2 separate regions of the Mus musculus genome follow, and region 2 is linked to region 1. Evidence: chromatin contacts called from ENCODE Hi-C data. All regions are on one chromosome and are shown on one strand. The core of a region is the stretch at or near the end of the contact, and the rest is flanking DNA. Distances in the headings are between cores, read along the strand shown. Region 1 holds the start of Snhg15 (small nucleolar RNA host gene 15). Region 2 has its middle 32 kb from the start of Nt5m.

Region 1 (4,933 bases), core at 2,377-4,876:
CTGATAGATTGTCCTGAATTTCATCTAGAATCCGCCCTGCCTTAACCACTTGATAACATGTGAAAAGGAACAAAAGGGCTTCTAACACTAGAGAAAGTTCAAGGCCAAACATACCTTATAAAGCTATTTTCCACTTTACTTCTGATAGACTGTCTTGAATTTCCTTAGAAAGTTCAAGGCCAGGCGTACCTCGTAAAGCTATACTTACGGGTTACCGCCGTTCCCCAGCTGAAAAGTTCTGAATTCATGCAGTTGAATCCTTCTTAACAGTCTGCTTTACGGGAACCTTTATTACCGCGACCCGCAGTTCTGGTTCTGGAATGAGGGATCTTCCTTGCGCCGGTGAAGCTCCCGTCCCGAGTTTCCTCCCGGGTTTTTTCTTCCCGGATTTTTTCTCGTCCCGGAATTTCTCGTCCCGGATTTCAGCACCAATTCTTAATCGCGTTCTCACGCCCGGCCAGGAAAGACGCAACAAACCAAAATCTTCTGCGGCAAAACTTTATTGCTTACATCTTTGGGAGCCAGGAGGGCAAGCGCCCAGCGCCCAGCCCCCAAAACGAAAGCCCCTTCAATAATTTTAGGAGCCAGAGCTCTGGCGCGCCGGGGCGCAGAGCGTGCTCTATTGTTTACATCTTTAGGCAGCGAGAGAGCGCAGGGCGCGCAGAGCCAGAGAGATGCCAGCGAGAGAGAATGGCGGAAACCCCGTCCCCTTTTTTAGGAGCGTTATATTTCGCCTAGGACGCATCACTCCCTGATTGGCTGCAGCCCATGGCCGAGCTGACGTTCACGGGAAAGGTAGAGTACAAGTAGTCATAAAATACCCTTGGCTCATGCGCAGATTATTTGTTTACCACTTAGAACACAGGATGTCAGCGCCATCTTGTGACGGCGAATGTGGGGGCGGCTCCCAACACACACTCACATACACACACACACCACCACACACTCACACACATACACCACACACACACTCACACACACACCTCACACATACACAGACATACATGCACAAACACACACATGCACACACACACACACAGACATACATGCAGGCAAAACACCCATACTGTGATTTAACTCTGACACAAGCCAGAGTTATTTGAAAGGAGGGAATCTAAATTGAGAAAATGTCACCATAAGATCTGGCTGTAGAGCCGGGCGTGGTGGCTCACGCCTTTAATCTCAGCACTTGGGAGGCAGAGGCAGGCAGATTTCTGAGTTCAAGGCCAGCCCGGTCTACAAAGTGAGTTCCAGGACAGCCAGAGCTATACAGAGAAACCCTGTCTCAAAAAAAAAAAAAAAAAAAAAATCTGGCTCTGGCTGTAGGGCATTTTCTTAATGAATGATTGATGGGGGAAGTGTCCATCCCACTGTGGGTGGGGCCATCCCTAGACTGGTGGTCCTATAAGCCTGCTTTTTGTAAGAAAGCAAGCTGAGCATGCCTCGATGAGCAAGGCAGTCAGCTGTACCCCTCCATAGCCCTTGGGTCAGCTCTGCCCCCCAGGTCCGGGACCTGCTTGAGTTCCTGTCCTTGCTGCTTTTGATAATGAACTGTCATATGAAACTGTAAGTGAAATAAGCCTGTCCCTCCCCACGTTGGCTTTGGTCATGGTGTTTTATGACAGGGATAGAAACCCTAAGACATATACACATAAAATATGTTTTTAAAAATTTAATAACACAAGTAGGGATTAATTTTTTTTAAAGATTTATTTATTTATTTATTATATGTAAGTACACTGTAGCTGTCTTCAGACACTCCAGAAGAAGGAGTCAGATCTCATTATGGGTGGTTGTAAGCCACCATGTGGTTGCTGGGATTTGAACTTCGAACCTTCGGAAGAGCAGTCGGGTGCTCTTACCCACTGAGCCATCTCACCAGCCCCTAATTTTTTTTAAAGTTTTTTTTTTTTTTAAAGATTTATTTATTATATGTAAGTACACTGTAGCTGTCTTCAGACACTCCAGAAGAAGGAGTCAGATCTCATTATGGGTGGTTGTGAGCCACCATGTGGTTGCTGGGATTTGAACTTCGAACCTTCGGAAGAGCAGTCGGGTGCTCTTACCCGCTGAGCCATCTCACCAGCCCCTAATTTTTTTAATTATAGTTATTTAATGCGTGCACATGCACGGAGTTCAAAGAACAACTTGTGGGACTTGCTCCTCTCCTACCACAAGTGTGCCAGGGGTCAAACTCAGGTCATCAGGCTCTGTGTCAAGTGCCTTTCTTTACCCAGTGAGCCATCGTGTTGGCCCCAAACAGGCAGGTTTTGCAATTTGGAGTCAAGGAACAAACTCTTGTCATTAAAGCATTGAAAGTTGGAGCCTCAAGTCCTCTGACAACTACATTCAGAAAAGATGACTCCCAGCTGGGCCTGGTGAGCCCGGATTGTAATCCCAGCTACTTGAATGTGCAGATCCCTGGAACTGCAGTTAAGGATAGTTGTCATCACCATGTGGACGCTGGGAATTGAATCTGGGCTCTGTGTAAGAGTGGCAAGTGCTTTTAACTACTGAGCCATCTCTACAGCACCAATTATAAACTCTTTGTAATTTTTATTGTTACATTTGTGTGTGTTTGTATGTGTGACACGTAAGCATGCACATACACACAGCCTACAAGTGGAGTGGGCAAACAATTTGATGAAGTCCCCTTTCCTTCCACCTTATAGTTTCTGAGATTCAAATTTAGGCTTAGTGGCAAGAGCCTTTCGCTGCCGATCTACCTTCCTGGGCCAAAAATAAAGTCTTAGCTCCTTTTCAGTTATGAGCCTGTGGTTTGTGTCACTAGAAATTTAATGAGAACTAAGCCACCCAACCTCTAAAAAGAGGGGGGAATAAAAGAGAGAAAGAAAAATTCAAGAAAGGGCTGAGGATGTGACAGTAGAGCATTTGCAAGCTCAAGGCCCTGGGCTTGGGAATGGTTCTCCGGTGACTTCTGATCTGAGTGTGGCCATAAGCTTTGTTAACTATTACAAAGACTCGTGCTTCTTGTGGTGCTTGTTTCTGCAGCAAATTCGTGAAGAAGTCCATGTTGGAAGGTGAAGAAAGGGCAGACATATGTTTTTAAAAGAAAGGAAAAGATGGGCAGTGGTGTCCCACGCCTTTAATCTTAACACTGTGGAGGCAGAAGCAGGTGGATCTGAGTTCGAGGCCAGCCTGTTCTACAGAGTTCCTGGACAGCCAGGCCTTCACTGAGAAACTTGTCTCGAAAAACAAAACAAACAAAAAATAAAGAAAATAAAAATGCTGACCGAGGTTTTCTTTCCTGCCCCCTCTCACTTTCTGGTCCATTCACATCACTTTGTTGTTGGTTGTTGTTGTGTTGGTCCATCCCAGGGCCCAGCGTCCACGTGTTTCTCAGCCAGGGCTACCTCCGGTTCCAGGCCCCAGCTTTGGCACCCGGATTACTAAAAGGATAGGATGCAGAAGGCAATCCCTGAGTCTGAGGTCCGCATTCGATCAACCGCCACTACCAGGACCGGCCAGCTGGGGGAGCGGGTTAAACCCGCGCTCGAGGCCACGCCCCAGGGGCGCTGACGTCAGTGTCTTGGAGCCCGCGCACGCGGCTTTGGGCGGGGCTGCGTGGTGACGTTACGCGTGCGCGGCTCGCTGCTGTGACCGTAACTTTAAGCACACGTGAGCGTCCTCAGCTGGCAGCCATGGCTGGCGGGTCCTTCCTAGCATGTGCTGCGGCCCTCACCTTATCTTCCGTCATCAGGGCACAGGCGCCGTGCAGGGCTATTCCGAGTCCAGGTAGAGATGGCTGAGCTCGGTGGCAGGAGATCAGCCTGCGGTGGAGCAGGGACGTTTGCCCTGGGGAGACACGTGCCACCGGGTGAGTTAGGCCTGTTTCTGGGGGATTCCTTTCCAACCCCAGCTAGTTCCGCCCAAGCAAGCAGAGTCTTCCCTCAAGAGATTTTTTTTTCCTTTTACGAGAGAACGTTCGGAGGGGCTAGAACTGGGTGATACGCACTGGCTGCGCTGAATCTGTCTTTTCTCCCCTCCTAGGTGGACATCGAGGCCCTGTGGGTGGCCCTACAGCGTGGAAGGGATGACCGAGCTTTGGGACATGTCCTGGTAAGTCAGTTGTGGAAGCTCGGTGGCCGGTGAAGCCAAACTCCGTATCTTGAATTCATTTTCAGGACTAATTCTCTCCCCTAGACTTCTGGGGACTGGGAGACTGCAGTATGGGTCGTGCAGGATTGGAGTGATATACTTAGCAAGCCTCCAGCGTGCTTGGGTCTGCAGTGACCCTGTGCATTCCTACAGTGCTTGCCAGAACAATTTTGAAGTGGTTTGAGGCCTTGCCCTGCCCTCTCCAGAGCAAGGTTATAGAAATTTCAGACAATATGGCAGACACCTGCCACGTGGATAAATTACAAGCCGGTAAGATTTGCAATGCTGCACTTTGGGTTTTTTGTTTTGTTTAACTGTGTGGGATAGTTCTGCACATGGTGCAGAGGCAAATAAGTCATTTCTTGTTGGTTTTGTTTTGAGGCAAGGTTTCTCTGTAGTTCTTGCTGTCCTGGAACTCAAAACAGATCCACTCACCTCTGCCTCCTGAGTGCTGGGATTAAAGGTGTGTAAGGCTACACCCAGCTGAATATTTTTCTGTGCTCCAGAGTTAGTACAAAGTAGTAAATCCTTAAAACAGTTACAAAATACAGCAGGAGTACCAGAGTTGGGTCTCCGGTGTTGAAGTAAAACCCCAGGTGTGGTGACACGTGGTTTTGGTTCCATTTGGGCTCTAGGCCTTATTTTTCTTTTTTTTTTTTTCTTTTCTCGAGACAAGGTTTCTCTGTGTAGCCCTGGCTGTCCTGGAACTCACTTTGTAGACCAGGCTGGCCTGGAACTCAGAAATCCATCTGCCTCTACCTCCCGAGTGCTGGGATTAAAGACGTGTGCCACCACACCGGGCCTTAGGCCTGGT
Region 2 (5,197 bases), core at 1,114-3,613, about 53 Mb before region 1:
GCCTGTCATCCACTGTGGTTGATAGCCAAGACCAAGCCATTTTTAAAAACCCTCCCCCACCTCGGTTAAATTGTGGTAATTTATTTCCTTTAACTACCATAATTAGTACTCCAAAACTAAAGTAACTTGCCTGCGTGATTCCCATCCCCACCCCTGCAGAGCAGACAATGGCCAGAAGAGATGGGAATCTATTTTAAAATAGAACATTAGTAATTCTCTGAGATTCCATGCAATGTATTTTGATCACATTCGCCCTCCCCCTGAGGCACTTATCAATCATCTACCGTTCTTTACCTCACCAGTCACCCCAGCACTGGCCTATTGCAGGCCAGAAAAGTCTACAACCTTCTTCCCCACTCGCTTCAGCCCTGTAAATGCATGGCAGGCTCTGAGGCTTACAGGCATCCCCCCCCTCTACAGAGAGGTCCCGAAGAAAAGCCTCCTGCTATCTTAAGTCCCTTGCTTGGTTTGAATGTGTTTTGCTGAAATGTGCTTGCTGCTGGCAACATCCCTAGCAGGAGGAAAAGGAGGGTCTAGAGAATTTAAACCTGCTAGGAAAGCAGGGACAGGACCCTGTATGAGGGGCGGTTTCCTGCTCCTGGGAGCTTTCCCACTCCAGGACCTTAAATGGGTGACAGATTACTACATACTGCAGGAAGAAAAGTGCATGGATGTCGGGGCAGGGTAGGGGGAGAGTCCACCCACGGGAGGATTTCCATGTGGGACCAAAGGGCAGGGGTGAGTCCTGCAAGGGAAGGGCCTCTCACTCCCCAGTGGCATGGTTTGTCTCCTCTCAGGAACTGGGGCTACTCTGCTCTCCTTTCTCCTTCCTGTATCTGTGGTCCCTCCCTTGGCCTTGGCCTTGGCTCCTACTTCTCTGCTCCCACTGGCGACCTGCACCTTCCCTCACCGTAAGCTGCTTGCAGGTCCCTCAGTTCCTTTCTTGGCACCTGCCGCTGTTGCTCCATTTCTGTTTTGGTTCTTCCCTTCCTGGGATGTCTAATCCCTTTTTCCCATAGGATGAACTCAGTGGTGCCTAGATGACCACATCTCACTCCCAGAATCCATGCATGAAGGCAGGCATGTACGCATGTACTCGCATGCACGCACGCACGCACGCACGCACGCACACAGCATGAATTACTCAGGCTTAAGTGTACTTATGGTTTTATGGTTCACACCACAGTGTCATTTTGCCCCTGCTGTCTCCATTTGCAGACCAGCAAGCATCCCACCAACAATACCTCAGACTCTGCTTAAACTGTCATTGTCCCTGGATGTCACTGCCTGCTTCACCCACACCTTCTTCCTACCCCCACAAAACAGACCTTGTGCTGGGTGTTGTGTTCAGAGCAGGTGGATCTCTGAGGTCAAGCCCAGCCTGGTCTACAGAGTGAATCCCAGGACATCAGGGTTACATAGTGAAAGCTTGTTTGAAAAACAAAAACAACAAACAGCAGAAAAAATTAAACAGACACAGCACACTTGTGTTCTCTGCTCGGCTGTGTGTGTGCTTGGTGGTGGGAAAGTGCAGCTTAGTCTGTCAGTGTGGGTCTTAGCTTTTATTGTAAAATCACCACCCCCTGCAAGACCATGTGTTGAAGGTAATATGGGGGGGCCTGTAGGGCATGGGGCCTAGGGGAAGGAAGTTAGGTCATTGGGAGGGATACTCAAAGGGACCCTCATCCCTCCTCTACACTTGTCGTTTCACACCTCAGGCACAGAGTGAACACTGGCTCCACTGAGTGACCCCACCATAATACTCTTCTTCATCCCAGGCTCAACAGCAAAAGGACCAACAGACTGTGGGCTGAAAGCTTTGGTCTTAGTCCCTAATAAACCAAAAATAAACCTTTCCTCTTTTTATCTTAACCTTGCTTCATAGTCACTTGGGGAAATTTATGATATCGCAGCACACAGCATAGGCTCAGGAAGCATTGGGGTCTTCTGTCCTCTTCCCTAGACTCTCTTCTCCTTGCATAAGAGTCCTGTGGAGTTAGGACTCCGGAGTCCTGTGGAGTTAGGACTGTAAGTTGTCATAAGGCTGGGACTTGGGAGGATGATCGCTGGCAGGGCAGGGCAGGGCCTGGGTCAGTGGGGTCGGAAAGCAGAGGCTCCAGGCTGGAGATGGGGCCTGTGTAGGGAAGAACTGCACTGGCTGAGCCTGGAGACTCACACATCCAATAATGCCAGGCCCTTCTCAGTGGGGGGAGCAGCTGATGTGAGTCATATCCCAGTGCTCAGACAACAGTGCCTGAGGTTCCAAGACCCAGCCCAGAAGGTGCCTAGGTCAGAGAGAAATGCTGGTGGCTGGGAACAACAGGCTGAGACTTCCCAGGGATGACTGCAGGCTTCAGGGAGGCACAAAGGGCTCCAAGGTTCTGGAGCCAGTCCTCTGGCGCCATCAAGTGGCCATCTTTACAAACTGTAGTTCCTCTGTCAGATTTGTTTCACTCAGTGGTTCTCAACCTTCCTAATGCTGCAACACTTTATTTAATACAGTTCCTTATGCTCTGGTGACCCCTCCCCACACCATACAATTATTTTGTTGCTACTTCATAACTGTAATTTTGATGTTATGAATCATAGTGTAAATATCTGATATGTCACCTGAAGTCACGACCCACAGGTTGAGAACCTCTAGAATTTGCCCAGTAGTGGAACTAATTAATAGATTCTTGGAGTTTGCATTAAGTCCACAAGTCCTCTGTGCAGGCAGGCGTTCATTAAGTGGCAAGTAGCTTGGTTGTTACTGACCTTCTGTGAAACCTAGTCTGTACATTCAAGCCAGCTGTAGCAGATCTAATCAAGGAGTTTTCAAACCGCAGAGACACTCACTGGGGAGGCTGTTCATATGTGGCTTCCATGTATTTTTATCCTGTAGAGTCGTTTTTAAAAGAAGGCACAACATTGGGCACAGAGAGAGAGAGTGGGTGCTTCCACTTCCCCTGCCAGTCCTCAGCCATGGGTGCTTGATAGCTACTTGTCTGATGAGCGACACTCAGGAATCTAACTGGCAGTTCTTCCTCGACTGCACCGACGAGGTAATGCCAGCCCTTGTGCTCCCTGGGTACAGAATCCCAGCAGATAAACGCAGCCACTGATGCCTGTGTTTTGGGGACAGCTTTCAGACTCCTGGGGCACCTCCAGAAGGATCCAGTGCGTAAAACTCTCACCATGTCTCTGCAAGGACAGACAAGAAGTTGGGGCCTTCTCATACCCAGTGGAGCCTCCCAGACAGGGAGCACCATTTGTTGGAAGGGTAGCAGAGCTTTGGGCTCTGAAGGAGCTTGCCTAAGAGTGTCCCTAACTGGTGAGGAGGGCCTCCTGGTCCTCCTGGATCACCACAGGATTGGTCAAATGCTGCTCTCAGCAACCCTAGTATAAATAGGAGGACTAGTGAAGACTGGATGCCAGGCTACTCCATGAAGGGCCCCAGAGACCACAAACTCCCTGAGCAGGAGGTAGGAGGGAGAAACCCAGAGAGCGCTGCAAACCTCAGCAGATATGGTGGCTAGTTTTATGTCACCTTGACACGCTAGAGTTAAGTAAAAGGAGGGAAACTCAATCCAGAAAATATCCACCTAAGATCTATCTGTAGGGCATTTTCTTAGTTAATGATCAGTGGGGGAGGGCAGCCCTTTGTGGGTGGTGCAATCTCTGGAATGGTGGTGGTCCTGGGTTCTGTAAGAAGGATGAGTGAGCTACAGGGAGCAAGCTATCCCTCCATGGCCTCTGTGTCAGCTCCTGCCTCCAGGTTCCTGCTCCGTTGTGTTCCTTCTGACTTCCTTCAGTGGTGGACTACGGATGTTGACGTGTGAGACAAATACACCCTTTCTTCTGCAACTTGCTTCAGTCACTGTTTCATCACAGTGATAGAAACCTGAAGACAAGTTAGTGCCAGGGGAATAGGGTGTGATGGCTTGTCAAGTTCCAGAGGGAAGCAAAGACTCCACGGGCCTTCTGTGTGCAGAATCTGTGGTGTCTGGTCGGCTGGGCTGAAGAATCGGCTGTGATTGACAAGAGACCAGACACGCTGAAGTGAAACCTTTGCTTGGCTGGGACAATGGATGCTGCTCAGCTGGAGATAAATTAGCCGTGACTAAGAAGAGACCAGCGTCACTGAGGTGGAATCTCCTGGGAAGTGTTTCCTGAGTCAGCACACAAGCTGTTCCAGAGGTGGCCCTGGTTGTACCTCATGTTAGCACCTGAACTTGGTCATGGGTAAGAGTCTGCCAAGAGCTACTGGTTTTGGAGGTGTGAAGGGGTCATGGAGAGCAACTGAAGCCTGGCACTTGAGAGGCCACTAGTGAAGGCACAGCTGGAGTAGCAGTGGAAGCTCCTGGTTTGAAAGGTCATGGGCAAAGTTGAGGCTTGGCACCATGAAGAGAGCCCGGAAGAGGCTACTGGTAAAAGCGCAGGCCAGTTGCAGCAGGAGACCCCAGCATTCTTGGATGTCAGGACCATGGGTGGACCGCCAAGAACAGCAGCAGCACTGAAGTGGACCCAGTTGGAGCCTATAAGACAAGCTGTGTGTGCTACAGAGGGTGGAGCTGGAAAAGTGACCCAAGCCTTAGAAGGGGTGTAGAAGACTGAGTCGTTGACACTGCATTTTTAAAGCTGGAGTTTTGTTTTGCTTTGTTCGCATTGTGACTATGTCCTGATTCTTCCCTCTTAAAAAATATACATATTCAACTTAAATTTCATTTTATGGGATTCCATAGTTGAGACTTTAGATTTAAAACAGACTTTGAATTTTTAAAAGTGTTTGAACTGGTAAGACTGCAGGGCTTTTAAGCTTGAAGATATTTTATACTGCAATGTCCATATTAATGTGTAACCTTGGGGATGAACAAGAAAGGACAGGTTGTAGCTTAACAGTGATCTGTGCATCAGGAGAGTAAAGGCTCTCTGGAGTAGGCACGGGTCAGGGCATTCCCAGATGCTGCCCTTCTTGTGCCAGAGTTCCACAATCAAGTGACAGAACTGCCATGTGTTTGCAGTAAGACACTGGCAGAGCACCTGACCAGTCCAAGGGACAAAAATGGGGCAGGACTATGGAAAGCCACATATGGTGAAATCCAGAGGAGCCCAGGGCAGGCAGTGGCTCCTGGGCCATCCTTCTCTGGTCTGGTTGGAGACCTCCCTACCTAGCCTGGGTGATGGAGCTGGGTGCTTAAGAGTAAAGGGTGGGAAA

What was found. Hi-C counts contacts between places; a loop is a spot of excess contacts on that map.
Region 2: a map of T-helper 1 cell shows a loop between it and region 1 (79-fold over the local background). The contact joins the enhancer-like site here to the promoter of Snhg15 in region 1. A Hi-C loop is called at or near these places in 5 of 37 maps with a recorded cell type or tissue (T-helper 1 cell, T-helper 17 cell, T-helper 2 cell and 1 more).

The regions. Positions count from the first base shown.
Region 1 is chr11:6,527,453-6,532,385 of GRCm38, reverse strand. Snhg15 (small nucleolar RNA host gene 15) reads left to right here and starts at 3,626. Exons shown (of 4, transcript NR_045893.1): 1 at 3,626-3,838; 2 at 4,012-4,080. LOC115487884 (a small nucleolar RNA gene) reads left to right here and starts at 4,221; the gene lies at 4,221-4,353.
Region 2 is chr11:59,877,322-59,882,518 of GRCm38, reverse strand. No RefSeq gene overlaps it. Among named protein-coding and RNA genes, the nearest start is that of Nt5m, 32 kb to the right of the region's middle. Within about 2 kb of position 2,363, at least 1 of the 3 ENCODE cell types and tissues checked has a DNase peak (open chromatin) inside an H3K27ac peak, as active enhancers do.